Regions from separate parts of the Mus musculus genome. Here all the other regions are linked to region 3. A link is a loop called in an ENCODE intact Hi-C map of the cell type or tissue named here. Cell type or tissue: heart. All regions are shown on one strand. Links, peaks and the distances in the headings refer to the core of each region. The heading gives the core; the rest is flanking DNA. Region 1 holds the start of H2-T3 (histocompatibility 2, T region locus 3). Region 2 has its middle 25 kb from the start of H2-T-ps. Region 3 holds the start of Gm10499 (predicted gene 10499).

Evidence for each region. Peaks named below come from ENCODE experiments on the same cell type or tissue, not always from the same donor. Only the 100,000 strongest peaks of a DNase experiment are listed, where the experiment ranks them.
Region 1: it touches region 3 in a loop (2.2-fold over the local background); 3 of 42 quality-filtered maps call a loop at or near these places.
Region 2: it touches region 3 in a loop (9-fold over the local background); 4 of 42 quality-filtered maps call a loop at or near these places.

What each region holds. Positions count from the first base shown.
Region 1 is chr17:36,189,518-36,199,283 of GRCm38, forward strand. It overlaps H2-T3 (histocompatibility 2, T region locus 3), which reads right to left and starts at 634. Exons shown (of 6, transcript NM_008208.4): 1 at 533-634; 2 at 84-353. The coding sequence starts at 611. It also overlaps the pseudogene Gm4246. In heart, for the core only: a CTCF peak has its summit at 4,237 (motif pointing left); no DNase peak of the experiment used is centred there; H3K27me3 peaks cover 5,598 bases.
Region 2 is chr17:36,081,329-36,091,486 of GRCm38, forward strand. It overlaps the pseudogene H2-Bl. Among named protein-coding and RNA genes, the nearest start is that of H2-T-ps, 25 kb to the right of the region's middle. In heart, for the core only: no CTCF peak of the experiment used is centred there; DNase peaks (open chromatin) are centred at 2,073 and 2,233; H3K4me3 peaks cover 1,360 bases; H3K27ac peaks cover 572 bases; H3K27me3 peaks cover 2,740 bases.
Region 3 is chr17:36,140,774-36,150,931 of GRCm38, forward strand. It overlaps Gm10499 (predicted gene 10499), which reads right to left and starts at 5,176. Exons shown (of 8, transcript NM_001370818.1): 1 at 5,087-5,176; 2 at 4,615-4,884; 3 at 4,139-4,414; 4 at 2,379-2,654; 5 at 2,223-2,251; 6 at 1,726-1,758; 7 at 1,559-1,606; 8 at 975-1,260. The coding sequence starts at 5,150. The coding sequence ends at 1,063. 2410017I17Rik (RIKEN cDNA 2410017I17 gene) reads left to right here and starts at 4,245. Exons shown (of 4, transcript NR_033517.1): 1 at 4,245-4,429. It also overlaps a transcript of Gm8909 not described here. In heart, for the core only: no CTCF peak of the experiment used is centred there; a DNase peak (open chromatin) is centred at 4,618; H3K4me3 peaks cover 1,065 bases; H3K27me3 peaks cover 4,376 bases.

The sequences.
Region 1 (9,766 bases), core at 1-8,000, 48 kb after region 3:
TCCCTTTTGCACCCCATGATTAGGTGGCTTGCATAAGAGGGAGAGGAGTGGGGACAGACTCTTAGATTTGGGGGGTTCCTCACCATTTTGACTCAGGTTGTAGTAGTCCAGCATAGTCTGCAGATTCTCGCGGAAAAACTGTGCATTGCTTGTGACGATCTCTGTCTCTCTCGCCCAATACTCGGGCCCCTCTTGCTCCACCCATGGCGCACTTAGCTTATATGTCGCAGTCTCCCCTGAGCTGTTGAAGCGCACGAACTGAGTGTCATCCAGGTAGCCCACAGCTATGTACCACGGTTCGCTGATTGCAGGTCGGGACAAGGCGGTGTAGAAGTACCTCAGCGAGTGTGAGCCTGGGGGCAGCATGTGGTGAGACTGTGACCTTCTCCCAGAACCCGGCCAGGTGCGCAGGTCAGGGAAGTAGAAGGACTCAGGTCTAGGGCCTTGAGTGGAGAAGTGGTGGAGGGTCTGGTGGAGGGTGGACCTCCGCCCCTCCCCTAAAAGGCTGTTTCCCTCCTCATCCAGCACTCACCTGGGCAGGTCTGGGTCTGGCCTTGTGAGGCAGCCAGGAGGATCAGGAGGGTGCCAGGCACCATGGTCCCCATCCTCATGTTAGGGAAATCTGAAGTTGTATAAAGTCCTGGACTTTGTAACTTGCAATCTCAGAGAGTTTTATTGCATCTTCTAAGTACCTGCTCTCAACAGGAGTGCAAGGCCTTTGAAAACAATCTGACAATGGTACAGAGAGCAAAAAGTGAAACTATAGTTCTGTACAGCCCAACCTAATCCCCCGCCTTCAGGCCTCAGACCCTGACAGCCACTTCCGGGACTTGGAACTTTGTCCTGACTCCTTCTTCTGCACTGAACCCTGTGTATAGATAGCATCCTCTATCTGAGCCCTGCCCAGAATGTCAGGTGGTAATCAGAGTGGAAACCTTCAGGGTTAGAGCAGTTGTTTTTCTCCCTCCTACCTCCATACCTGGCCCCACTGTGATGGGTGTCAGGTGGTCTGGAATGCAGTGGAGAGATGTTTTCTTTAAAGCAGGAGGCTTTGCCTGTGCCTGGCAAATACAGAAGTGGATGCTCACAGTCATTTATAGGATGGAATACAGGCCCCCCAATGTAGGAGCTAGAGAAAGTACCCAAGAGCTGAAGGGGTCTGCAACCCTATAGGTGGAACAATATGAACTAATCAGTACCCCCAGAACTCATGTCTCTAGCTGCATATGTAGCAGAAGATGGCCTAGTCAGCCATCATTGGGAAGAGAGGCCCCTTGGTCTAGCAAAATTTATATGCCCCAGTACAGGGGAAAGCCAGGGCCAAGAAGTGGGAGTGAGTGGGTAGGGGAGCAGGGCGAGGGGAGGGTAGAGGGGACTTTTGGGATAGCATTTGAAATGTAAAGGAAGAAAATATCTAATTGAAAAAATATGTTTAAAAAAAAAAAAAAGCAGGAGGCTTTGACCAGCAAGCACCACACTTTTTCCCACAAGCAGAGACTAGGAGTCTGTGTTCACCTGTAGTGGTTTAGGGTTAGCTCACACTGCCAAGCCAGACTGCTCAGGAATCTGTGTTCTAAATACATAAACAAACAAACAAACAACAACAACAACAAAATACAGGTCCAAACTGCCTTGTGCTAGTTCTACAGAGGGTCCTAAAAGTCTCCCGTCAGGTTCCACCTGCACTGGGGAAATGACAGTCTTGCTCAGCAGCACCAGACTGTCAGCTTCTTCATATTTCCTTCATGCTGCATCATCCTCCCTTGTTAGCATAACTTCTCTTCAACCTCTCAGGGGCCTTGTTACTGTGTGCATCCCATGCCTGCATTGTCTTCTGAGAAATGGGAAGATGTTTTCATCATTGTCCTGATCTCTAAGTTCCCCAGAATAGCCAAATACTCCAATATTTCTTCTGAGGTCTTTTAACACTAAAGGCCATTCATCCAGAACTCTAACAGTCTTCTTCTTCTTATATAAGTGCATGGACATTCATACAAGCACAGGCACAGACACACATTCACACACACACATATTCACAAATACACACACACTCACACACATTTATACACATTTACATACACACACTCACATACACACATTCACAAACACATTCACAACTCACTCAAGAACATTCACACACACAACACACACACTCACACACACACTCACTCACAAACACACTCACACACAAACTTACATGATCACTAACCCGTACTCACATACTTTCACACACATAATCACAAACACCAACTGACGTACATTCACACACACTCACACAATCACAAACACAAACTCTCTCACACACACAAACTCACACACACATTCATACACTCACTCACATACACACTCATATACAAACTCACACACTCATACAATAACAAACACACACTCACACATATCAAAACACAAGCACACACACACACACACACACACACACACACACACACACACACGCTATCAACATAGCCAGTTGCTCTCCTTTTCTAGCCTTCCTGCTTCCTTTTGTCTTTGAGTCTGTGAACATGGCTTTTTCTTTCCCCCTCTGGGCTCTCCATCCTAGGTCAGATAATGGCTTCAGCTGCTGCTCAGTTTGATTCTCCTTTTCCTGGATGGATTTGTCTATTGCCTCCAATGCACTCAGAAAACTCTCTGACCCTCTCCAGGCATCCCTGTGCTTCCCATCAATGCATAGATGTCTGAGGCCAGCCTGTCTGGGATTCTCCCTCAGAACCCATATCCACATCTGGAGTCAACTCCCTCCTTTAGATTCTGGTTTCTGACTCACTGCACAGATTTCTATGCACACTCAAGACCTCAGACCTCAGAGTACTGCTTTGAAATGCTAAGGAGAGCATTGAGACATCTCCTGGGGAGTTGGGATGCACACCCAGGCAATGTGGGGTGGCATTCCTGACAAGTGCAGGAAGCAGCAGTGTTGACCCACATGAAGGTCAGGGCTCAGGTGACTAAGGTCTCAGGCACTGTCTGCTTCTTTCCCTGACTGTCTGCAAAGGTGGGAAATGGCTATAACCGTGCTCCCACACCAGCCCTTATTTGTACAATCAGCAGACCTGCCAAGCAGGAAGTCACTGTAGTCACACTAACAGGGCACCATTCACTCCCAGGCCTCCAGGTAGCTCAGGGCAGCAGTATGGTCCACAGCCTCCAGAGTAAGCTGTGGCTTCACCCTGGAAACTGGGGTCATCGAGAGCTGGGAGTCAGATGAGCAGAGGCACCCAGAGGACAGCCAGGATGAAGAGGAGGGCAAGTCCTCTCTGCTTTCAACTTTGATGTCAGCTTCTGAGTTCTTTTCCTCTTCTGGGACAGCTACAGGTATCAGAAACTCCTGGGCTCCTGGGTATGCAGAGCCAGCTCCTGCAGCTGGGTACCCTGGTGAGACCGAGGCATCCTGCAGACCTCAAAAGCACAAGGTGGACTGTTCATGGACATTTGCAGGCTGGAGGCTTTCTTGAATCTGTGTAGGAGCAAAATGTGTCTGCAGTGCTGGCAGGGAGGCTTGGGCATATCTCTTTTCACTTGGTGAAATTGCAGGGACCCAGGGCTTGAGAGCCAGCAAGGGTGAGCTAGTACAGGTTCTGACCAGATGAACAGACCGAGGTAACCGAGGTCTACAGCAAACTGAATCCAAGGAACTGGGAGAAGTGTCCTCTGGTTATGCAAACCAGGCAGTAGGAGACCCTCAGGTCCTCTAGACTGTACTTGTGGCTGTTTTGAAGTCCTTCTTGTAGCTGGCAGTGCTAAGTGGTCTTGGTCCTCTCTGGCCAGGAGGTGCTGGTTCAGAAGATGTAGGGCAACCTGAAGCCCATCAGCAGGTGTGGTTCTCAGGGCCTTGAGTAACTGCCTTGACAGCTCCTGCATCTGGTATGTAAGGTGGCAGTTGAGGCATCAGATGCAGGTGGTATCTGCCCAAACACCCTGGGAGACTGAGTTATAAGTCCTCAAGAGAGAGGAAGAGCAGGATGCCAGTGACTTTGATGGCTCTATCTGATTACTCTCTGCTGCCTTTATGGTGGGTTATCGCTGCACTGAGAAGGCACAGAACTCCAGAGCATTTGAGACAAAGCTTGTCTCTGTCCAATTCAACCTCAGAGCTCTGTGGGCTGCTCTGACTGCATCAAATATCTCCATTTCAGGGTGGCTGGTTGGCCTGCCAGGGCTGCACCAAGCTCACCTCCTAGTGAGTTCACAAACTCAGAGCTCACAGCGCCACCTGCTGGTGCTTCTGTTTGCTTGCGGATCTCATTCTCTCCAGAGCACATGCACCCAGTTTATCTTTCCTCCATGGCTTCATGGTGGATCACTAAAACAGAGTCTTCCTCTAGGGATCCGAATCTGGGGCCTGCAGGTCTAAGTGTCTAGTGCCGGGACATGCCATGCCAGCTGCCTCCCCATGCTTTGCTCAGTGTGTCGCAACCCTAGGAGGCAAGTGCAGCCTCTGTGAGTCACCAAGAGCCTCAGTGAATTTGAGAACTTGTAGGAAGGAAGGCACTGGACCCAAGATGGTCCCCTCTCTGCACTGAGCCTCCGACACCTGCCGGTTTCTTGTCTGTCTGTGTGTCTGTCTTGTCTAAATATTTAAGACAGGGTTTTTCTTTTCTTTTCTCTTCTTTTCTTTTCTTTTCCTTTCTTTTCTTTTCTTAATATAAAACTTTATTTTCACTGATAATGTCACTGTAACATAATTTCATAGCAGACCTGTGCAAAAGATCCCACATCACCAATGTCTCCAAGAGATTTCACACACTTCTGGGCAGGACAGAAAGCTCTGCCCCCGTGTTGACAGTCAACATTTTACCCCTTTATCTATGAGTACAGAAAGGCAAGGCATCATAACTCCAGAATGAAGCTGACTGAAGGCATCCTTAGCTGAGGTCGGATGCTTGCCAGCTCTGAATGGCCACCACAGCAACAGCACATGTTTGCCTCTGTGTGCTCAGGATGGGTCTTTGAAAAATGTCCGACTATGTAAATATGCTGCACTTATCTCTTCAACATTGCAATGTGGAGGTCTGGAGAGCTTCAAGTCTTCACGAGCCCACATGGGGTTAGGGCTGTTATGGATGAGGTGAACTCAACAGACTAATTCCAGCTTTGGCAACCATCAGCAAACTGGTTTCTGCGATTAACCCTGCAGGCATAAATTTCCCAGAGTTGTAGACTCTCATCCCCATAATGCCGGCCAAGGTCCCAGATGTAGCTAGGAAAACCCACACATTCCTGGGATCCTGAGACAGCTGGTAGGCACCCAGGCCTGCTAGGCCCCCAAAGAAGAGAGTCCAGCAGCCAGGGATGGCACACTACCTGCTTTCGCATAGCCAATAATCCCACCGGTAGCAACCAGGGCTGCAGAGCTGAAACCAAAATAAAGTAAAGGCACCAATGGGCCACTGTCCTTCTGCATTTTTCAGTCCCTATGGAGACCACACCAGGGCTGCACCTCCACTCTTCTTAGCATCTCTGAGGAGCATGGTAAATGTTGCTTTCTCTCCAAGGTCCCCCATACTCAGTTTGCAAACTTTTAGAAAACCTTGCACCAAACCCTCGGCTCCTGTTAGGCTGGAGCAAGGGACCAGAAAATGTCCAGGAACCCAAGTCGCAACTGCACTACATCCCTACAAAGTGACTCCTGCTCTCTTACTCAAAAGCCCTCCGTGGCGCAGAAGCATGCACACGCACTTAGGTTTCTAGTCCCAGAACCGCAGTTAGAGAACATTTTAGAGAGGCAGGAGCAGGCCAGGGAAGCAAGCTCAGCAGAGTGTGCCCAGGAAAGCCCCACATGCCTGTGCGTGCAGAACAATCCCCTGGTGGAAGAGTAGGCAAAGTAAGAATACAACCAACCAACACCAGAGCCAAGCCCAGAGGCCTGTGCTGGAGGACAAGGGTGTAAGCAGACCGCAAGAAGCCAAGGTCAGGAGCCAAGGGTGTCAAGACAGGGTTTCTTTGTGTCCTGGCTGTCCTGGATCTCACTTTGTAGACCAGGCTGGCCTCAAACTCAGAGAGTTCTGCTTACCTCTGCCTTCCAAGTGCTACGACTAAAGGCATGAGTCACCACTACCTGTCACCTCCTGGGTCTCTGATCACCCTCTGGTTGACCATTCTCTTCCTGCAGTGAATACATCAGGAGCTGGTGTCTTTGCATGGGCTGACTGGAGTGACAAAGAGGCTCTGGATTTGGTGTGCTCTGTTGGAAGAGAGTAAGCTCTTTGATGAGGCTCTCTGCTCTGAACACATCTTTTGTTTTGTTTTGTTTAGAGCCAGTTTTTCTAGGTGTAGCCATCACTGATTATCCTGGACTTACTTTGTTGACCAGGCTGGCCTTGAACTCACAGTTCTGCCTCTGTATCCTGAGTCCCTGGATCAAAGATGTGCACAGACATACCAGGCTTTCAAGTTCTTTTTTTAGCTGTTGCATGAAAGAGAGTTGTCCATATTTATGGGCTTTCCTGTGATATTTGCACATCTGTATTCATATTTGAAAGTGATCCTGTGATAGTTCCAACCTGTATACATATCTGTGGGCTTTCCTGTGATATCTCCACACCTGTATACATATCTGTGGGCTACCCTGTGATATCTCCAACCTGTATAATTATCTGTGGGCTAACCTGTGATATCTCCACACCTGTATACATATCTGTGGGCTTTCCTGTGATATCTCCACACCTGTATACATATCTGTGGGCTTTCCTGTGATATCTCCACACCTGTATACATATCTGTGGGCTGCCCTGTGATACTTCCACACCTGTATACATATCTGTGGGCTGCCCTGTGATATCTCCAACACTTGTGTACACGGTATAAGGTCTGAATGGGAATCCTATACATCTCCTCCCAGGTGTGATTTCTGCAGTGAAGACATTTAGAGTCTTGGCTTCCAGCTTTCTGAAAGCTACAGCCTGTTTTGGTTTCCTCGTTGCCCTACTGTCTTAGTCAGGGTCTCTATTCCTGCACAAACATCATGACCAGGAAGCAAGCTGGGGAGGAAGGGGTTTATTGGGCTTACACTTCCATACTGCTGTTCATCACCAAGGAAGTCAGGACTGGAACTCAAGCAGGTCAGGAAGCAGGAGCTGATGCAGAGGCCATGGAGGGATGCTCTTTACTGGCTTACTCATCCTGCTCTCTTAAGAACCAAGACTACCAGCCCAGAGATGGTCCCACCCACAGGGGCCTTTCCCCCTTGATCACTAATTGGGAAAATGCCTTACAGCTGGATCTCATGGAGGCATTTCCTCAACTGAAGCTCCTTTCTCTGTGATAACTCCAGCTGTGTCAGGTTGACACAAAACTAGCCAGTACACCTACCTTGCAGCTGCCCATTAATTACCCCTCCGTCCTAACTGTAGCCCCTTCTCAGCCACCCTCACCCTGACAGTCCCCTCCTGACATGTCAATGTGTACTACTCAGGTCACTTCAGAAGCCTCAGAGAAGTGGAGCTGTGGAGACCTCTGCAAATTATTGCAGTTCCGTGGTTTTTTTTTTTTTTTTTTTTTGTTTTGTTTTTTTTGCGTTTTGTTTTCTATTGTTGTTGTTGTTTGGGAGTTTTTGTTTTTGTTTTGTTTGTTGTTTTTTGCTTTTTGTTTGTTTCCTTGAAACAGAATCTTTCGATGTAGCTCTGGTTGCCCTTGAATTCACTATGCCCATACTGGGCTAGACATTAGAGAATCATTTTCCTCTGTCTCCCAATCCTGGGATTAATCCTGGGGTGTGCAGTGGCTTTTCTTACAACTTTCCTCCCACAGCAGCAGGCAGAGCCTCCTTTCCCACCCACCTTAGACAGTGTCCCTGGATCCCGAGCTCCAGGCTTTCACACACTGGGACCCCAAAGAAGAAATATACCAGCAGTCTCTGAATAGGACCAGGCTTAGTCCTGCACATGAAAAAGCCCACAAACAACTGGGCCCCAGCTTGGCCTGGAGCTGTTCACTTTCAGACACTGAGGGCTTCTTTTTCCTTGGGACTGAGCCAGAGGCTGAGGGCAGAGTGAGAAGCTGCCCTTGAGACCTGTGCCCCTCAGTTCCTCCTTCCTATGCTCCAAGTGTCTGAGGAGTGATTCCATGCACTGGCTCTTCAGGTAGGTCCTGTATCTTTCTGCCTCACCAGCCTCCACCAACTTTCTCTGGATGATGAGTACTGCCATCCAGGATGAGTGTTGTGTCCATCGCTGTCCTTGTTTTCAGATCGTTGTTCAGTGTGATGTAATTGTGGCAATCCTAGGCAAACTGCTCATACCTGCAAAGGAGGTGCCTGTTCCAATCCACATCACAGCCAGACTTAGCTTGGATGTTGTGAGAGCTTGGCTAGGTCCTCAAAGTTCAACCTCAATCAGCAGCCCCACCCTCCCGTGTCCTTCCTTAAAATAAATGGGAGACCCCTCATGGTTTCCGTTTCTGCAGAACCTTAGAACCCTTGGGGACTTGGCTTCTGACTCGCAGAAACTTAGCCTCTTCACTTTGTATGTAGTAGCCAAACAGAGCCTGAAGGTTCCCTGGCTGTCCTCAGCCCTCTTTGCATATCTATCTCTCAACAATCCGGGCCCACCTGTTCCCTTCACCATGCACGCAGCTCATATCTCAGAGTATCCATGTCCTAGCCGTCCATGTAGCAGATTTTCTTATAGCTGACTACTCTATATACCAGGGATCCCTGAGGCCTGGCCTGGCCATCTCAGTGTGGAAATACCTCAGGGAGTGTGAGCCTGGGGGATGCAAGGTGACACTCAGAACTCCTCCTAGGACCCTTGGTGGGTGAGCATGCTGAGAGGGGAGGAGGGTGAGGGGCTCAGGACACAGGTGGAGAGGGGGCAGAAGGTCTGGAGGGTGAAGCAGGGACTCTGCTTCCCTGGTGCTGCCTTGGACCCTCCCCACAGAGGCCATTTCCCTGTCAACCCAGCACTCACCCACATGGTCTGGGTCTGAGCCAGGATGGCAGCCAGGAGCAGGAGCAGCATGCAGGGCGCCATCGCCCCCTTGTGGGAGCCGGGGCGCATCTGAGTCTGGCGGGCTGCATGGAGTGTATAACCTGTGACCACAGCAAGGTTGGTTGGTTCCCCATGATCACACTACCATTTTGGGGCAAGACCTGCCAGCACTATATCAGCATCTGGGCAGAAGGACCTGACACAGGGTAGGATCAGAAGTGAAACTGGGGAGATGGGGAATCCCCAACCCTGGGCTTCCCCACCCCTGACCTCACCTGGGGACTAAAATTTGCCCTAACACTTAAAATTGAAATACCATGATAAGAATATAAGAATGTTGCCTTAGAGTATCTTAGGGAAGATTGGAGATAGGACAATTCTCTTCTATGAAAGCTGTGGCTTTCCGAGTACTTGGAACTCCCCAGGAAGATTGTTGGAGAACTGCTCTTCTCAGTTATCTGCTGCACTGAAGCAAAGCAGCCAAGCTCAGCATCTGGAGACAGCACAGCACTGATACTTCCCAGTGTGTGACATCAAGAGTCCCTGGTGACCCTGGCTCAGGAGCTCTCTCAGGTCCTGTTTTCTTCTTGCTGTGTTTTTTCAAGGCTTCACTAGAGCTGGGGTCACATGAGATAAGGTTTCCTCATGTGGCAGCTGGAAAGGCCTCAGGTTATTGCTCTCTGTCCCCAGCAGTCCTCTGTCCCTATTTACCTAGATGTCTCTCTTGAGACTGCTCTAGCTAGACATAGCAGCTTACTTCCTTAAAGCCAACCTTTAGAGGGAGAGAGGGAGAGAAGGAAAGGGAAAGGGAGAGGGAGAGG
Region 2 (10,158 bases), core at 1,438-9,437, 59 kb before region 3:
CTGCCCACTTCTAGAAGGTTCCATCCCCTGCAGGCCTGGTCTCCACAAGCTCCATGTCCTGAGTCAGCTCCTCCCCATTCAACTGCCAGGTCAGGGTGATGTCAGCAGGGTAGAAGCCCAGGGCCCAGCACCTCAGGGTGACATCACCTGCAGGTCTGGGATGATGGGTCACATGTGCCTTTGGGGGATCTGTGTGGAAGATTTAAGAAATCACACAATTGGGCTGGTGAGATGATTCAGTGGGTAAGAGCACCCGACTGCTCTTCCGAAGGTCCAGAGTTCAAATCTCAGCAACGACATGGTGGCTCACAACCATCCGTAACGAGATCTGACTCCCTCTTCTGGAGTGTCTGAAGACAGCTACAATGTACTTACATATAATAAATAAATAAATCTTTAAAAAAAATCACACAATTAACAAGACACACTGAAATCTACACAAGACTCAGTTAAATCAATGATGACACCGAACTATGTGTCTGTTTGACACTACAACTGTCACTGCACTAGTGACCTGCAAGTAGAGCTGGTCCCCTCACCACAGAAATACACATTTTCTTTTGAGACTCAGAAGCCAAGATGGAATTCACATGAGCCAGTGGGTCAACATGGTCATCCTTATGTGATGTTCAATAGCATAAGTGAGGTAGTCAAAGAATGGAAGAGGGAATGGTAAAAAAGTAATTTAATATGTGTTTAAGTTCATATCAAAATCAGAAATTAGGGCCATATGCTACTGGAAGGATGCCACCACTGAGACTACCACTGTGGTCATCTTGCAGACCAACATTAACTGTCAGTCCAAGTGAACAGCCATCACAAAGTGTGTAGCCAGAGAAAATGACTCCCAGTCCCTGCCTCTGGGGGACAAAGTACAGGTGTGTCACACAGGATCCCTGGAGTGAGCTGTGGACCCTAGTGCAGCACTCACTGGAACACAGTGGGCTCACAGGGTGTGTGGTCTTCCCTCTCACTCAGCCCTGGATTGCAGAAGACCCTGTCTCTCAGAGTCCAAGTCCTGATTCACTGGGGGGGGGGGGGGCACTGTAACTTGTGGGACAGAGGGAGAGCAGGGGGCTTCTGCATGTTTAGGTCTGACAGGACACAGTGTAAACTCACAAGAACCGCTCTTTTAATGAGAACCCTGACTTATCTTGTGTAATTATCCAGGTTAGCAGCCTCCCCTGGCACCTGTGGAGTCTGATACAAATGATAATAGGAGGGCAGGGAGAAACAGGATCACTCCAGTGCAGACAAAAACTGACTAGAAGCAAAATAAGGTCTTCAAAAAAAAAATTAAAGAAAAAAGAAAGAAGAAAAAGAAAAGAGAGAAGAAAGAAAAAGGAATTCCACAATTTATATTCCTCCAGGGTAGCCCATAAGGGCCCATGTGACCATTCAGCACTGTAGGAATAGAAAGAATTGGGTTACAGACAGCGAGAGATCTGGGAGAATGTATTCTTTGAAAATTCTAGAAACTGGGGCAACCAGCCTAGTGTAGGGGAGTCCATGTTTCCAATCAGGTAAGGCGACTTCCGGTCCTGAGGTGTAAGGGTTGACACACTCAGCAGGACAGGAGTCAGTGTCCACACACAGTGGGTGTGGGCAGAGAACTCAGCCTGGGAGAGGCCATGGCTGACAGAGGCTACAGGGGAACTGAAGGGAGCAGCTGTTGTTACCTCAGAGAAATTCTCTCCTTCCCTCCTGAGACAGCCTGGGCACTGTCCAGGGAGAAGGCTGAGCCTTGGCAGACTCAGTGCAGTCACTGTGATGAGGAATCAGGAGACCCAGGGACACTCTCTCCCCTCTGAGACAGGGGCATCACCCCAGCTGAGGGTTTCTTCTTCCCCAGGACTGAGCCCCAGCCCGAGGGCAGAGGGAGGAGCTGCCCGCGGCCCCTGCACCTGTGCGCAGCAGCGTCTCCTTCCCGAGCTGCAGGTATCTGCGGAGCCACTCCACGCACTCGGCCTCCAGGTAGAACTTGTATAGCTCTGCAGCACCAGCCTGCTCCCACTTGCGTCGGGTGATCAGCGCTACCAGATCCGCCGCCATCCACGTTTTCAGGTCTTCGTTCAGGGTGATGTAATCGCGGCCATCATAAGCGAACTGCAGGTACCCGCGGAGGAGGCGCCCGTCCAACCCCATGTCACAGCCAGACAACCGCTGGAATGTGTGAAAGCCTGCAGGATCCCACGGTCAGCCCCGCCCACCGCCCCGGCCCCGCCCACCCGCGGACTTCTCAAAAGTGAAAGGGTAACCAGTCCTGGGTAGGTTCTGCTTCAGAACCTAGGACTTGGGACCTGAGACATCTCCGGCCCCTGTCTCGGGACGTGGCGAGGTCGTGACCTTCGACCCGGGGTCACTCACCGCCCTTGCTCTGGTTGTAGTAGTGGATCAGGTTCCTCAGGCTCCATCCGAAACTCTGCTCATTGTCCTTGGCGATCTGTGTTTCCCGCTCCCAATACTCCGGTCCCTCCTGTTCCATCCACGGCGCCCGCGGCTCAGATCTCGGATTCTCCGCATCGCTGTCGAAGCTCACGAACTGCGTGTTGTCCACGTAGCCGACAGAGATGAACCGGGGCTCCCCGAGGCCGGGCCGGAACACTGCGGTCTCGAAATATCGCATCGAGTGTGGGCCTGGGGGCGGCGCGCGATGAGACCCCGACCTCCTCCCGGGACCTCGGGCGGGTGCGCAGGCCAGGAAGGGGAGCAGGGTGAGGGGCTCGGGATGCGGGTGTAGAAGGGGCGGAGGTGGGCGACTCAGGGACGCGGTTTCCACGGTGCCGTCCCCGCCCTTCCCCGCAGAGGTCGTTTCCCTCCCGACCACTCACCCGCGCGAGTCTCGATCATAGTCAGGGCGGCCGCCAGCAGCAGGAACAGCGTTCGCTGCGCCATTGCCCCATTTGGAATACAGGGCATCTGAGGCCCTAGGGCTGCATGGACTTTATAACTTGCACCCGCCAATGAGGAGCTGGTTGGTTCCTTCCCCAGGATCCTGCCACCCAATGGAGATGAGACCTGCCAGATAATTCCTGCTACCTCAGGAGGTCAGAGAGGGCATCAGATCCCCAGGAGCTATAAAGTGGTGCTGCTCCAGGGCAAGGGAGGGGCAGGAGCTGAACTGCAGGAGAGGGTGGTGTCTGCAGGGAGCAGAGTGAAGCCCTTGTGCACCTGTGTCTTAGTGAGGGTTTCCATTGCTGTGATAAAACCCCATGACCAAAAGCAACTTGAAAAAGAAAGAGTTTCTTTCAGTTTACACTTCCACATCACAGTCTACCATTGAAGAGATTCAGGGCAGGACCTTGAGAGAGGATTCTCAAGGAACTGAAGCAGAGACCATGAGGACCAGTGATAATAGCATTGCAGCTCATGGCTTGCTCAGCCTGCTTTCTTATACAATCCGTGATCACCAGCCAAGACAACCTCCAGTGGGCTGAGCCTTTCCATAATGATCATTAACAATAATTAAAAAATGTCTTATAGACTTTCTCAAAAGCATCCTGGATGGAAGCAATTTCTCAATTCAGGATCCTCTTCTTATATATGTCTCAGCTGGTGTGGAGTTGACAAAATGCAAACAGCACAGCCTCCTGGTGCAGGGTCACTCAGTGAGAGCTGAGGGAGGAGGATGTGTGAGTTCCTCCCCCTGAGCTGAGCCAGGGACCTGCCCTGTGGATGGAACCCCATGGAAAAACAGTTGGAATGCAAGGAATGGGAGCCCAGTGGGTTCCAACTCCATTCCTGCCCCTCAGTCCTGAGGACCTGTCTCTTCCTTGCCTGTTGGTTGATGCTGTTGATATAACCATGGGAGAGACTGATAAAGTCAGGGCAAGGGAGGAGATGAGGAGAGAAATAGGGACAGTTTATTACCTCAGAACAGGGTAATCTGATTTTGGAGAGACTGAGGAGAGGTAGGTAGGTATGTAGTTAGGTAGGAAGGTAGTTTATAGATATACAGACAGAAAGACAGACATAAAATTAAAAAGAAATGAGAAGAAGTGCTCTTCCACTCTTTGGACATTGACAATTTCCCTTCTTGCTCAGACTTCATGCAGCTCAGGTCCTGCTCCAACAGACACCTGCCCAGCTGGGGAAACATTCAGGGCTGACCCTGTGGGCTTGTTACAGTTCTTGCATGGATCAGAGAACCATGAGATTTTCAAAGATCACACACCACAGCAGAGTGCATGTGAGAGATTTTGGGGGTGGGTAGTCAGGCTGGAAGAGAAAAAAATAGGGGGCTGCGGAGACCTGGGCTGGATAACAGTGTGCAACTTGTGGCCATAGTGAAAATGTGTCACATTTGGTGGCTGGTGATGGTGTGGCTTCTGGCACTGAGAGGCTGAAAGCAGGCTGGTTCTGGAATGTGGGTGGTTGTTGGCTGACAGACATCCCTTCCTCTTATTTATTATATAAGGTGAGAAAATAGAAAGAGGTGACTGGTGAGGCATAAATGGGGTTACTGTGCTCTTTAGACGGCTTTCTGTTGTCTAGGGTGGTGGTGGTGTCAACATCGTTGGGGACCCAAGAAAGCTGGATGCTGTCTAGGTTCAAAAAAAAGCATGCTGTTCCCTCACTGTCCAGGCTCTGCAGGGCCATCTGCAGCTGGGGAATGCAGATGCATTCTTTTTTTTTTTAAAGATTTGTTTGTTTGTTTGTTTATTTATTATATGTAAGTACACTGTAGCTGTCTTCAGACACTCCAGAAGAGGGAGTCAGATCTCTTTATGGATGGTTTTGAGCCACCATGTGGTTGCTGGGATTTGAACTCAGGACCTTTGGAAGAGCAATCAGTGTTCTTACCAGCTGAGCCATCTCACCAGCCCTCAGATGCAGTCATTCTTGGGGCATCATAGGGCAGGTGCTTTGAAGCCGTCTGGCATGCAGAGTTTGAGGAAACACCTGGAGCTAGCATTTTACTGAAGCATATCTGTATATATAAGGATCAGAAGGTAAAGTTAAGGAGGTTAGAATAAATTTTTTTCCTTAGCTGAACATTTTAAACTTTTAGGCCTATTAGGTGGGGGTGGGGCATCCCAAGACCACAGAAAAGGAGAGGATAACCCCACCCTTAGGACTAAGCTGAATAGGCAGCAGATGAAACAGGCTGTTGATTGACAGTTCTTCTCTGCAGTCCTTTTGATCATGAGAGGTGGATTCAAGTAGTTTCTTTGAACCTTAAAAGAATTTTTTAAGTTTATAAAATGAGATAAATTTTAGACATGTAAACATACCACTGTGGATTCTGTACTGAACTTCTCATTGTAGAAAAGGCAGCAGACTTGTGCCTTTGAGTCATAGTAAAAGCTTGGAGACCCTGAAAGAGGGGTTTGAGGTAAAAGCATGAATAGGGCATATACAGATTGGACAGATGTTTTTAGCTCAATGAGAAGCCCTTTTAAGTCTATACTTAGAGACAACCATAGGAGATTCATAATCTTGAGCTTGTGACTGTGACAATAGCAATCACTGATTATCATAACTAGATCAATAACTCATCAGAACGTCAGTGATTAATGTTAAAACTCTGAACTCTTTAGATCTTAATATAACAATAGCATAGAGAGGGAAGAAATCTGAAACATTTTTCATTTTTACATACATTGTAAATCACTTTCTTATATCTTTACAATTTATACACCTTAAAACTTTAAAAACACCCTTTTGACCTTTATAAATATGATTCACAGATCTGAAAGCACACTTTTAAGAATGTTGTAACGTACTTAACATTTCATATCTTTGGAAGTTACATAAACTCTACAGTTTTTTCTATCCAATTATTCACCACAACTCACATGTCAGAGATTGGTTACTGAGAGCAAACATCCTGGTAAAACAACTTCCTTTACATAAAGAAATAGTAAAACGTTACATTGAAATCTGTTTGTGAATTTTTCTCTCCTTAGAACCTGGTAACACTGTGATCAGTGTGGAGACCCAGTAGCAACTCTAGGAGAGTGTCCATGAGTTTTACATATGAAGAGAACTGAGAAGCACCTGAAGCCTGTGCTGTTGCTTGCTGAGAAACTGACAAAGCTCTCCCTAGTCCACACCATCAGAGATCTGGGAAGGATGAATTTCTCCTGAGAAAGCAGGAAGTACAGACCAAGCAACTTCCAAATCTATTAAAAATGACAGACTTATCTGTTACCTAGACAACCACTGTGGTATACTGATTTTATTGGGAACAGAGGACCCAGGGAAGCATCACTCTGTCTTTTCTGCCCAGTCCAGAAGATCCAAAGCAAGACAATCAACTCCCCAGTTGTCCACAGTTTGTCCAGGGTCCTGGTGACAGACTAGATGAAAGGCAGATTTTCACCCAGGCGGTCTGGCTTTGTCACCTTTAAAGCAAGCTCCAAGTGGAGTTCTTCTCTACCCCATCATCATCTGTGAAGACCTGGGGGTCACTTCTAGTAGCTGGGGGTCTTTGTCTGTCTTAGTAAGCTATTTCCATCATTTAAAATGCCATATTCAGCAGATCTCTGAAAAGTTTTGAGGACTGTTAGCTACTAAGGATAGCTACACTGAACAAACTTTCCCTGTTTCTAGTAACTTGTTTTAGGCTTAACTTAGGAACCACACCGGAGGCTAATTAAACCTTGTTCCTGATCTTAACTTGAATGTGTTAATTGTCCTCCACAGTGTACAGTGAGTCAGTAACTTACATAAGATTGAGATTTTTAAAAAAGATTTATTTATTTATATGAGTACACTGTAGCTGTCCAGACACACCAGAAGAGGGCATCCAGTTCTATTACTGATGGTTGTGAGCCACCATGTGGTTTCTGGGAATTGAACTCAGGACCTCTGGAAGAGCAGTCAGTGTGCTTAACCACTGAGACAACTCTCCAGCCCCAAGATTTTATAACTTTGTCTCTGTTAAGTTTGAGCCTTAGTGATTTGAGTTGAAGATCCTTTATCCTCTAAATTAAACACAAATGCCTTGAACTGTAGTCCATAAGAGACTGGTATCTTTTATAGTTTACCATTATAGAATAATAGTTTTTGTATGACTCAGCTTCTCAAAATAGATAAACCTTGACAAGATGAGCAAGGACAAAAAGCTCGACAATTATTGTTGTCAAGTTGAGTAGATCTTAGAAATATAAAACGTATTAATCAGTATTCCTTATTCAAATATAACTGGCTGGAGAGGTGGCTCAGAAGTGAAGAGCACTGCCTGTTCTTCCAGAGGATCCAGGTTCAATTCCCAACAACCACACTGCAGCTCACAATGGTCTGTAACTATAGTTCCAGGGATCTGACACAATCACAAAGACATGAATGCATACAATGCTCATAACATAAAATGTTAGAATAAAATGCAATCCTTATTCATCAAACATGTGTTGTGCTTATCTACATTTTATAGCACCTGGGTGCTGAGCAGTTAGCAAAGACATAGCAGGATAGACATACATCTTATATCAGTGTTTGGTAATTCAAGTAGATCCTTAGAAAATTACATTTTTATTATCACATACACTATATTCTAAACCAAAGTTGAATCACATATGCAGTATGTTGTAACAAATGTAACCTTACATTTTTATCTTCATACAAAAATATATGCCAATCAGAAATACTTGAGAGTTGTGGGTACTTCTCTAGTCTATAAAGAGATAGAATGTTATATAGAAATCTCATGAGGACAAAAATTTTTACGGTTATTATTTGGTGACATGTGGTGAAGTGATGATGTTGGTGAACTCACATGGCATGTACTCTTTAAGCTTAGTAAGGATGGCTGCCAGTCATATGGCAACATCCATATCGATTATATCATCAACCAAGATGAAGGAGAGCCACATGGTTGCTGTCTTAAAACATCTGTTTTCATGGTCTGTTGTTTTTAAAAACTTAATCCCAGTCACTCAGTTTTACCAATGAACATGATCCAGCCAGGTAGAGTTCAGAAAGAGCCAGCAATAGTGAGTTAGTCTCAGAGACTGAAACCATTCTAGGCCTAGATTGGATTACACAGAGGCCAGTGGCTTCCAGGACTAGGCCTAGTTTAGCCCATTGAGGCAGTAAGTCTCCCAGACAACAATTACAACAAGACAATAAAAGATCCTTTTACAACCCACTCTAGATACAATGTTTCTTCAGCATCCTGTGAGTTAGATGGGTATTTAGAAATCTTCTTTTTGTAAGGATTTAATTTTTTTTTAAAGGTAACTTGTCATACAACAATGGTGATACAAGTTTCTCTGGTGTTCTCAAAAAGATCTGCCCCAACACCCAGACAGGGTTTCTTTGTATAGTCCTGGCTGTCCTGGAATTCACTCTGTAGACCAGGATGACCTCAAACTCAGAAATATGCCTGCCTCTGCCTCCCAAGTGCTGGGATTAAAGGTTTGTGCCACCACTGCCCAGCAAAATGAGTTTTTGAAAAGATTTATTTATTTATTTATTTATTTATTTAATGAGTACACTGTAGCTGTCTTCAGACACACCAGAAGAAGGCACCTGATCCTGTTACAGATGGGTGTGGGCCAGGAAAGTAATCAAATACAACCTCAATTTTGTTTCAATATACAAAGATCCAAGCCAATGTAAGCTAATATAATTTTGTAACAATCTCCAAAAATTTTGTATCAAAATGCAAAGTGGTATATAAAAACATACTGAATAATTTACTCCTGATTCCTATTATCCACATATTATTTCAATATCCCCATCTTCTTGTCTAGATAAAAAAAAATCAAGATTTTAAGTGTAACACAGTAAAACTGTTTTCAATAATGAAGCTATTTCTGCCAAGCTTCCCACAATGTCCAGCATGGTTGAATTTGCAGTCTCAGGACTCAGTATTTTTGAGTTCAGAGTTCTATACAATGTCCATGTCAGTTTCCTATGAACTCTGGAATTTGAATATCCTGAGGAGTTTGTAGTCTGAAGCTGATCATTGGGTGGTGTTTGCCACTTTAGCATCAATCCTGTCTATGTAGAACATAACAGTCAACCCAAAGGTGCCACTGTTTGCACAGGACCTGGCAGCAGAAGAGGCATGGGGCAGTTTATCCCAGTAGTTAGTGTTAACACAATCCAGGTGAATTTACAGTCAGTGGGCTGTGTCATCCTTCTTCTTAGAAACCTAAAAGATTACTTTTAGGAATTCTAAAAAACCTATTCATTTTTAATGCTATAGTCAGCACATCTCAGAACGCTTTTAGAGCCACAGTCTCTTAAGTACATTAGAGGTACACAAACCTTGTTTCTAGTTACTTGCTCAGACTGAAACCTGTAAACACACACAGGAAGCAAGATGAAGGTCATTTATAGAATCAATTCCTACCCTGTATGACTACTGGTATGATAACAGAGAGTTTGTGTATCCAAAATATTCATATAGAATTTGAGGTAATATTTATACCCTAAGAAAAGTGTTATAGAGTAAATGAAAACCAAAGGATTATGAGATTGGTGGCAATAGAATAGTCCCTTATTTTCTGTTTTTCTCTGTCCTATACAAAGTGGTTCTTCTGACCCAAGATGGAGATTTTGGAATTTCCTTTAACAAGCATGTGTGGGTTTAGAAAAGGAGACCTATGTTCCAACCCCAAAGCCAGTTTTAATGTTTAATTGAATTCAGATCATATAGAGACCATTTGCCACTTCTGTCTGTAGAGGGCAGAAGAGACAAGATGGAGGTGGGCGATACCACTTGGCCAGGTGACTCCTCTTCTTGGGACATTTTCTCTTGATGAACCATCTTTTTCTTCAGCTGTTTCATTTGCCCAGTGGTCTCCAGATTCCTTTGTTGGATGCTTTTATTCACCTGGAAGGGGAGAAGCAACACCTGCCCAAACCCTAACTCTCAGGGTTCCCCATTTTGGCCATTTATATCTTTCCTAGGTTTTTGGCAATAGAAAAATTTGAATCCAAGTTACATATAACTACACATAGAGTTGAGTCAAATACACTGCATTGCAGCAAATTAAGAGTACCTGTTATGAATATTAATTATAACCCTTTAGTTATAACCCTTAAGTTTAAGGCCAAATTTTGTTATATACTTTATCAATTTTAAAATATACCCAATGAACTTATAAATTGGGTCTTAGTTTACACCATAGTTTTAAAGAGAGTTTTTGAGAGCAAAACAGAAATTGTAGAGATAAAATACTTTTAGGAATGGAATATAGAGAA
Region 3 (10,158 bases), core at 975-8,974:
TGTTTCTTAAATCAGAGTTTATTTGATGACAATGTACATTTTATAACGAAACTGTGGTAAAATATTGATGTTTAAACAAAGTATTTTTTATATCAAGCCAAAGTCACTGTGAAGCTGCTCCCAGACAGTTGCTTGCCCTCAGGACCAGAAACTTGAGCTCAGAGACTTGTGACTCTGCCATGCATGTTTTCTGAGTGAGGGTTAATAACATGTTACAAAGTGGAGCAGGGTAGAACACAGTCTCCACAGGACTGCATTCAAGTTGATGCCCTGTTCCTTCGTCCTTTCTGTGATCCTAAAGACTTGAGTTAGACTCTGGAAGATTGGGGGAGAGAAGGTAGAATCTCAAGGCAAGGGCCCTGGAAGGAGGACATGTTCTCCTTGGGAGAAGTTCATGTCCTAAGGCAATCTACTGAGTGTAGGGGCCTATTTGGGTCTTGGGGGACAAGGATGGAAAAACACTGCCATTAATCAGGCACCCCAAAGGAGAATGAGACAGGCACCACTCAAAGGAACCAGAAAGGGCCTACTCCTCCATACAAACTAAAATGATGCAGAAATAAACATAGAAGAAGGGTGAAAAGCCACAGCCAGCTGAGTCAACGTTGTCACCTGTCCCAGCTTCCCTGGCTCCTTATAATCCCGGGTTCAGGACAAGGCTAAGGATATCCCTCTGTTTCTTGGATCATAGAGCCTGTCAGCAAGTGACAAGGACAAAATATCTAAGGAGGACAGAGCTGAGAGTGACCAGACCACACCAAAGTGGTCATGAGCTGGACTCTAGATGGGCATGACCGCAACCTCCTCCTGTCCCACCTGACGCTCAGTTCAGGAAACACAGATTCTGGAAGGTTCTCCATGCTGCCATTTATTTCCTCCACAGCACTCTGAGTATTGTCAGTCCCTTAATTTACCCACTAATCAACCCCTCAGCTTATAGATTTGAGCAATTGAATTCACATTCAGATCCTTTCTAATTTTTTTAAAAAGATTTATTTATTTATTATATAAATATACTGCACCTAGCTCCAGACATATACTATAAGGGTACATGGGATTCCATTACAGATGGTTGTGAGCTACCATGTGAGTGCTTGGAATGAACTCAGGACCTCTGAAAGAGCAGTCAGTTCTCTTAACTGCTGAGCCATCTCTCCAGATTCTTATTCTCAGTGTGGAAGTGAGGAGCTGCAGCTCAGGGCAGCATGGAGCTGTCAGGATGCAGATGTCCCCTAGTGCCTGCAGGACCAGGAAGGATAGCTGTGGAAAGGAGAACAGGCAAGTTAGGGACAGGGTCCTTGTGTGCTAAGGTAGCCTAGGCTTTCCAGGTCTTCCCATTGTGCATAGAGGAAAAGCAAATAGCTTTAGACATTTGTAGTTTGTAAGTCTGGACTTGTTCCCACAAGAAGGCTATCTCAGGGTAAAAAAATAAGTCAGGACATTCAATATGAAACCATCTCCTAGTCCCACCACTCATTCAAAGGTGTAGATCTGAGAGGACCTGGGACCCAGTCCTCTTCTGTTTGCCTTAGGGCCAATCCATGATCCTATTTGTTACCTTTGAAGGCCCCCAGAAACAAGTCAGAGCCCTGGCCACCTTTGCTTCCTGCAGTAGAAGAAAGAAGACATTCAGGAGACTGACAGGGTTGGAGGAGCTAATATGGGCTAACTTTGCTCTACCTTCACCCCAAGAGTCCCAGAGACAATCTTCTCTCCCACACCTACCTCCAGCCGGAGCATAGTCCCCTCCTTTTCCACCTGTGAGAAGAAAAGCTGTGAGAGTTCAAGGAAGATCTTGACACTAGCAAGTTCCCAGAACTGACAGAGGACCCAGGTGGAGACTGTAGCAATGTGGGGTGTGGATTTGTTTCCCATTAATGAGCTGACCACACGTCTAAAGGGGACAGAGAGAAAACTCAGACCCTGCCCTTTCCTACCTATTGTTCTCCTGCTCTTCAACACAAAAGATACCATAGCTCCAATGATGATCACAGCTCCAAGGACAACAAGAACAGCCATGGGCTGGTGAGATGGCTCAGTGGGTTAGAGCACCCGACTGCTCTTCCGAAGGTCCAGAGTTCAAATCCCAGCAACCACATGGTGGCTCACAACCATCCGTAACGAGATCTGACTTCCTCTTCTGGAGTGTCTGAAGACAGCTACAGTGTACTTACATATAATAAATAAAAAAAAAAAAAAAAAAAAAGAACAGCCATGATTACCATGTTGGAGTCCGTGGATGGAGGAGGCTCTGGGAAGGACAGGTACAGGAAATGAAGGTGAAGGTTATGATCCCAGCTCTGAGCCATGACCAGCTCAGGGTCTGCAGAAGGCTCCAGCTTTCCCTGACCCCAGCTCTGCACCCACACTCTCCTTACCCCATCTCAGGGTGAGGTGCTCAGGCAGCCCCTCATGTTCCACATGGCATGTGTAATTCTGCTCCTTCCCAAGAGGCACCACCACAGCTGCCCACTTCTGGAAGGTTCCATCCCCTGCAGGCCTGGTCTCCACAAGCTCTATGTCCTGGGTCAGCTCCTCCCCATTCAACTGCCAGGTCAGGGTGATGTCAGCAGGGTAGAAGCCCAGGGCCCAGCACCTCAGGGTGACATCACCTTCAGATCTGGGGTGATGGGTCACATGGGCTTTTGGGGGATCTGTGTGGAAGATTTAAGAAATCACACGATTAACAAGACAAACTGAAATCTACACAAGACTCAATCAAATCAATGAAGACACTGAACAATATGTCTGTTTGACACTTCAACTGTCATGGCACTGGTGACCTGCAGGCAGAGCTGGTCCTCTCAGCACAGAACTGCACATTTTCTTTTGGGACTCAGAAGCCAAGAGAGAATCCATCAACATGGTCATCCTTATGTGATGTTCAATAGCATAAATGAGGTAGTCAAAGAATGGAAGAGGGAATGGCAAAAAAGTAATTTAATATGTGTTTGAGTTCATTTCAAGATCAGATATTAGGGCCATATGCTCTTGGTAGGATGCCACCACTGAGTCTTCCACTGTGGTCATCTTGCAGACCAACATTAACTGTCAGTTCAAGTGAACAGCCATCACAAAGTGTGCAGCCAGAGAAAATGACTCCCTGCCCCTGACTCTGGGGGACAAGGTACAGGTATGTTACACAGGACCCCTGGAGTGAGCTGTGGACCCCAGTGCAGCACTCACTGGAACACACTGGGCCCACAGGGAGGGCTCACTATAGCCCTGGATTTCAGAAGACCCTGTCACTCAGAAAGTCCAATTCCTGATTCACTAGGGGGAGCACTGTAATTTGTGGGGGCAGAGAGACAGCAGGAGGCTTCTGCATGTTTAGGTCTGACAGGAAACAGTGTAATCTCACAATAATCGATCTTTTAATGAGAACCCTGACTTATCTTGTGTAATTATCCAGGTTAGCAATGTAGACTGATACAAATGATAATAGGAGGGCAGGGAGAAACAGGATCACTCCAGTGCAGACAAAAACTGACTAGAAACAAAATAACGCCTTCAAAAAAAAAAAATAAAGAAAGAAAGAAAAAAGAAAGAAGAAAAAGAAAAGAGAAAAAAGAAAAAGAAATTCCAGTATTTATATTCCTCCAGGGTAGCCCATAAGGGCTCATGTGACCATTCACCACTGTAGGAATAGAAAGAATTGTGTTACAGACAGGGAGGGATCTGGGAGAATGTATTCTTTGAAAATTCTAGAAACTGGGGCAACCAGCCTAGTGTTGGGGAGTCCATGTCTCCCATCAGGTAAAGGCGACTTCAGGTCCTGAGGTGTAAGGGCTGACACACTCAGCAGGACAGGAGTCCATGTCCACAGACAGTGGGTGTGGGCAGAGAATCCAGACTAGGAGAGGCCATGGCTGACAGAGGCTATAGGGGAACTGAAGGGAGCAGCTGTTGTCACCTCAGGGAAATTCTCTCCTTCCCTCCTGAGACAGCCTGGGCACTGTCCAGGGAGAAGGCTGAGCCCTGGAAGAGTCAGTGCAGTCACTGTGACAAGGGATCAAGAGACCCAGGGACACACTCTCCCTTCTGGGACAGGGGCATCACCCCAGCTGAGGGTTTCTTCTTCCCCAGGACTGAGCCCCAGCCCGAGGGCAGAGGGAGGAGCTGCCCGCGGCCCCTGCACCTGTGCGCAGCAGCGTCTCCTTCCCGAGCTGCAGGTATCTGCGGAGCGACTCCACGCACTCGCCCTCTAGGTAGGCCTTGTAATGCTCTGCAGCACCAGCCTGCTCCCACTTGCGTCGGGTGATCAGCGCTGCCAGGTCCGCCGCCGTCCACGTGTTCAAGTCTTCGTTCAGGGCGATGTAATCTCGGCCATCATAAGCGAACTGTAGGTATCCGCGGAGGAGGCGCCCGTCCGACCCCACGTCACAGCCGAACAACAGCTGGAACGTGTGAAGGCCTGCGGGATCCCAAGGTCAGCGCCGCTCACCCGCACCGCCCCCGCTCGCCCTGGCCTAGTCCACCAGCGGACTCCTCCAAAGTGAAAGGGAAACCGGTCCTGGGTCGGTTCTGCTCCCGAACCTAGACTTGGGATTGGAGATCTCCGGCCCCTGTCTAGGGACATTTCGAGCTCGTGACCTCCCACCCAGGGTCACTCACCGCCTTCACTCTGGTTGTAGTAGCGCTGCGCGGTCCTCAGGCTCCCTCGGAAACTCTGCTCATTGCGCTTGGCGATCTGTGTCTCCCGCTCCCAATACTCCCGCCCCTCGTGCTCCATCCATGGAGCCCGCGGCTCATACCTCGGATTCTCCGCGTCGCCGTCGAAGCGCACGAACTGCGTGTCGTCCACGTAGCCGACAGAGATGAATCGGGGTTCCCGGAGGCCAGGGCGGGACAAGGCGGTCTCGAAATACCGCATCGAGTGTGAGCCTGGGGGCGGCGCGCGGTGAGACCCGGACCTCCTCACGGGACTCCGGCCCACTGCGCGGGCCGGGAGGGGAGCAGGGCGCCGGGCTCCGGATGCGGGTGTAGAAGGGCGGAGGGTCTTGTGAGCGACGGGGGGACGCGGATTCCACAGTGCCGTCCCCGCCCCTCCACGCAGAGGCCGTTTCCCTCCCGACCCCGCACTCACCCGCGCGGGTCTCGATCAGGGTCAGGGCGGCCGCCAGCAGCAGGAGCAGCATTCGCTGCGCCATTGTCCCATCTGGGATACAGGGCATTTGAGGCCCTCGGGCTGCTTGGACTTTATAACCAGCGCCCGCGGAGGAGCTGTTGGTTCCTTCCCCAGGATCCTGCCACCCAATGGAGATGAGACCTGCCAGATAATTCCTGCTACCTCCGGGTCCAGAGAGGGCATCAGATCCCCAGGAGCTATAAAGTGGTGCTGCTCCAGGGCAAGGGAGGGGCAGGAGCTGAGCTGCAGGAGAGGGTGGTGTCTGCAGGGAGCAGAGTGAGGCCCTTGTGCACCTGTGTCTTAGTGAGGGTTTCCATTGCTGTGATAAGACCCCATGACCAAAAGCAACTTGAGGAAGAAAGGGTTTCTTTCAGTTTACACTTCCACATCTCAGTCTATCATTGAAGAGATTCATGGCAGGACCTTGAGAGAGGATTCTAAGTAGGAACTGAAGCAGAGACCATGAGGATCAGTGCTAATAGCTTTGTAGTTTATGGCTTGCTCAGTCTTCTGTCTTATACAATTCGTGATCACCACCCAAGACCAACTCCAGTGGGCTGAGCCTTTCCATACTGATCATTCATAATAATTTAAAAATGCCTTATAGACTTTCCCAAAAGCGTCCTGGATGGAAGCAATTTCTCAATTCAGGATCCTCTTCTTATATATGTCTCAGTTTGTGTGGAGTTAACAAATGCAAACAGCACAGCACCCTGGTGCAGGGTCACTCAGTGAGAGATGAGGGAGGAGGATGTGTGAGTTCCTCCCCCTGAGCTGAGCCAGGGACCTGCCCTGTGGACAGAGGCCCCCTGGAAAAACAATTGGAATGCAAGGAATGGGAGCACAGTGGGTTCCAACTCCATTCCTGCCCCTCAGTCCTGAGGACCTGTCTCTTCCTGCCTGTGCTTGACAAGATTGATATAACCTCCGGAGGGACTGATAAAGTCAGGGCATGGGAGGAGATGGGGAGGAAAAGAGGGACCTTTTCTTACCTCAGAGCAGGGTAATCAGATTTTGGGGAGACTGAGGATAGGTAGGTAGGTATGTATGTAGTTAGTTAGGTAGGTAGTTTATAGATAAACAGACAGACAGATAGATATAAAAGGCGGGGTGTGAACATCTTTGGGGACCCAAGAAAGCTGGATGCTGTCTAGGTTCAAAAAAAGCATGCTGTTCCCTCACTGTCCAGGCTCTGCAGGGCCATCTGCAGCTGGGGCATGCAGATGCATTCTTGGGGCATTTGGGGCAGGTGCTTTGAAGCTGTCTGGCATGCAGAGTTTGAGGAAACACCTGGAGCTAGCATTTTACTGAAGCATATCTGTATATATAAGGTTCAGAGGATAATGTTTAGGGGGTTAGAATAAATTGTTTTCCTTAGCTGAACATTCTAAACTTTTAGACCTATTAGTTGGGGGTGGGGCATCCCAAGACCACAGAAAAGGAGAAGATAACCCCACCCTTAGGACTAAGCTGAATAGGCAGGAGATGAAACACGCTGTTGATTGACAGTTCTTATCTGGAGTCCTTTTGATCATGAGAGGTGGATTCAAGTAGTTTCTTTGAACCTTAAAAGAATTTTTTAAGTTTACAAAATGAGATAAATTTTAGACATGTAAACATACCACTGTGTAATGTGTACTGAACTTGTCATTGTAGAAAAGGCAGCAGATTCCTGCCTTTGAGTCATAGTAAAAGCTTGGGGACCCTGAAAAAGGGGTTTGAGGTAAAAGCATGAATAGGGCATACACAGATTGGATAGCTCAATGAGAAGCCCTTTTAAGTCTATACTTAGAGACAACCATAGGAAATTCATAATCTTGAGCTTGTGATCACTGATTATCATAGCTAGATCAATAACTCATAAGAATGCCAGTGATTAATGTTAAAACTCTGAACTCTTTAGATCTTAATATAACAATAGCATAGAGAGGGAAGAAATCTAAAACATTTTTCATTTTTATATACACTGTAAATCACTTTAAAAAAAAGATTTATTTATTTATTATATTTAAGTACACTGTAGCTGTCTTCAGACACTCCAGAAGAGGGCATCAGTTTTCATTAGGGATGGTTGTGAGCCACCATGTGGTTGCTGGGATTTGAACTCAGGACATTCAGAAAAGCAGTCGGTGGTCTTAACCACTGACCTATCTTGCCAGCCCCCTGTAAGTCACTTTCTTAAACCTTTACATTTTATACACCTTAAAACTTTAAAAACATCCTTTTGACCTTTATAAATATGATTCACAGATCTGAAAGCACACTTTTCAGATTGTTGTAACGTACTTAACATTTCATATCTTTGGAAGTTACATGAACTCTACAGTTTTTTCTATCCAATTATTCAGCACAGCTCACAAGTCACAGGTTGGTTACTGAGAGAAATCTTGGTAAAACAACTTCCTTTACATAAAGAAATAGTAAAATGTTACATTGAAATCTGTTGTGTGAATGTTTCTCTCCTTAGAACCTGGTAACAATGTGATCAGTGTGGAGACCTAGTAGCAACTCTAGGAGAGTTGTTGTATACAGGCCTGAGGCCTACTTGAACTGGGTACACCTGGGAGGCAGGCTGGGGCTGAAAAAGACTTAGCGAGAGAGATAATGAAGTCAAGACAATTCCTGGTTCAAGCTGTCTAGTTTACTAACAAAGTGCGCTTATAAGGAGAGAAGGCCCATCCCCCGCCAGTCCATTCTTGGTGTCTGGAGCCAGCCTGTAGAGGACTTGCAGGATTGGATGTTCCTCAGGAATATCTCAGGGGCCTCTCAGCAGGTAGCAGTGTCTTGGAGGAGGGCAGTGGCAGGTGGCAGAACAAAAGAGCCATCTAGGTCAGAAGGCTCCACCCTAGGTATCTCCTTCTTGTGGCAGCAAGGTCAAAGTCTGGATCAGCCTGCTTCAGGCTGGGGAGCCTACAATTCCTCCCTGATTATATAATAAAAATAGCCGGATCGAGGCATAAAATTTATTTATGCTCCATAGTCCTGCCTGATTTCTTTGGGCCTAGTGAAGAAACCTGTCTCAGTGGTATTTCCTAACTTTCTTATGGTAAACCCACCTATTTGCTAGGTCATGGTGAATTCCCTTGTCTGGGTAAGACTGGCTACTGCCCCAAGTAAACACTCTGCAGTCTAGCCCTGAGCTATTATGGCATGGTTCTTTGTAATGCCTAATTAGTTTCACTGTCTCTACTAGAGGTAAATTTGAATGTTACTGAATAGGTAACCTTCTCACTGAATTCCTACTGAATTCCCAGTTTGTCAGCTTCAAGGGTTTTCTGGGACATTGGAACCCTGCAAAGGCTTAGCTATGTCAGAATTCAATCTTAAAAGGCAGTTATAGTAAGATAATACTAAAAGAGAGCACGTGGAGCCATACACTAGACTAACACCGGGATAGGGTGTGAGTATACGGGTTATGAGAATGCCAAAGTTCCAGGAGGTAATTTTCTATGAAACTCTTTGCCTCATGAGTGCTCCCAGGCCTCTTGGCCTGCCAAGCAAACTTCACTGGAGTGTGAGTAGCATTCTCCCCCACCCCCTTTTTTTTTATATTTTTGCCGAATTTCCTTAATGTCCTGCCTCGTCGTAACTACAGATCTCAGGTGAGTAATGATGAGTGGAAACACAACGATTACTAATAAAATAGTGCCAATAACAATAGCAAGTAGGATTATATATTGAACCCAATCTAGGGGATTCAATGCACTTAGGGCACTTTTTAAATTTCTGGCCATTCATCAATGTTCCAAGTGTCCAAGCGACTTTTGCTAATATCTGAAATTTCTGCCTTTCTAGCCTTAATATATGCTATGCCCTGCCCTATTGTTAAGACTACTACTTCTAAGACATTAACCGTTGCCTCCAATTTTTTATCTATCATATGCAGCTCTGACAAGGCTACAGAAGTATTCCTATGCTTATCATTAACAAAATGAGCAGTATGCAGCTGCTGATCTAAAGCTGTGGTAGATACCTTTTCAAAGTTTGCATTCCCAGATTTTTAAACCAAGGATCATTTCCTAACTCTAATAGGCAGCAAAACATAAGCAGGTCTCTTTAACAAAATCATAACAGCAGATTCCTTATCTAAATTAGGATCTACACAATTAGTTATTTGACAAGAATTACAATGAATATGAAAAAACTTGCCAAGATTGATGATCTTAACTCTTAAAATTATCTAATAATATAGCATACAGGTAAGGTACACAAGTTTTTACAGCTATAGGGGAGTTGGCCTGAATGGCCAAAAACAGTGTCTCTGATGAAATCTTGTCCAATACTCTGTAGCAGTCCCTCTGCCTCAGGAGTCATCATTTTTAGTTTTCCCCAAGTTGACACCAGGTCAGCTCTCCTTGCTATAGCCCATGGCGGAGATAGGAAGTTTCTTCATCTTGTTTGCAAGTGGCTGTTCTCCGATTTCCTCCTCCTCTGTGTGCTCAATACAGCTTTCCTGTCACCACTGTCAGGGCACTCAGGAACACACAGGTCAGCCTGTCACATTGGAAGGTAGCATGCTTCTGCAGCATTCTGTGGAAAAACAGAAACACTCCCTCTCTTCCCCAATATTAAAACGGGGTCTGGGCCATTCCACGTATTAGTTAATGGGTCCCACCATTTTGTGGAAACAGGTAGGAACTGAGGACACCAGGAACAACTCTTTCACAATTTGATATGCACCTTCTCTAAAAATGCCAAAATATTATCTTAAGCCATTACTGTTTTGATTAAATAAAGAACAACATTATTCTTATGTAAAGTCTGTAATCTGCCTGAGATATAAATCTAGCATGGCATTGCCTTAAGGGGTCTTGTCCAGGCAATCCAGAACAATTTATTAAATGTCTAAAAACAGTCTTCTTAAAAGAACAGCATTTTTTCTTATGAGTTGTACATGCATAAGCAATTGCAAATTTGAGAATTTATAGGGATGAACAATTTTAAGCAATTGTAAGCTCTGAGATATATATTGACTATTAATATACAAATTAAAGTTTGATTATTCAACATTTTAAAACACCATCTACAGC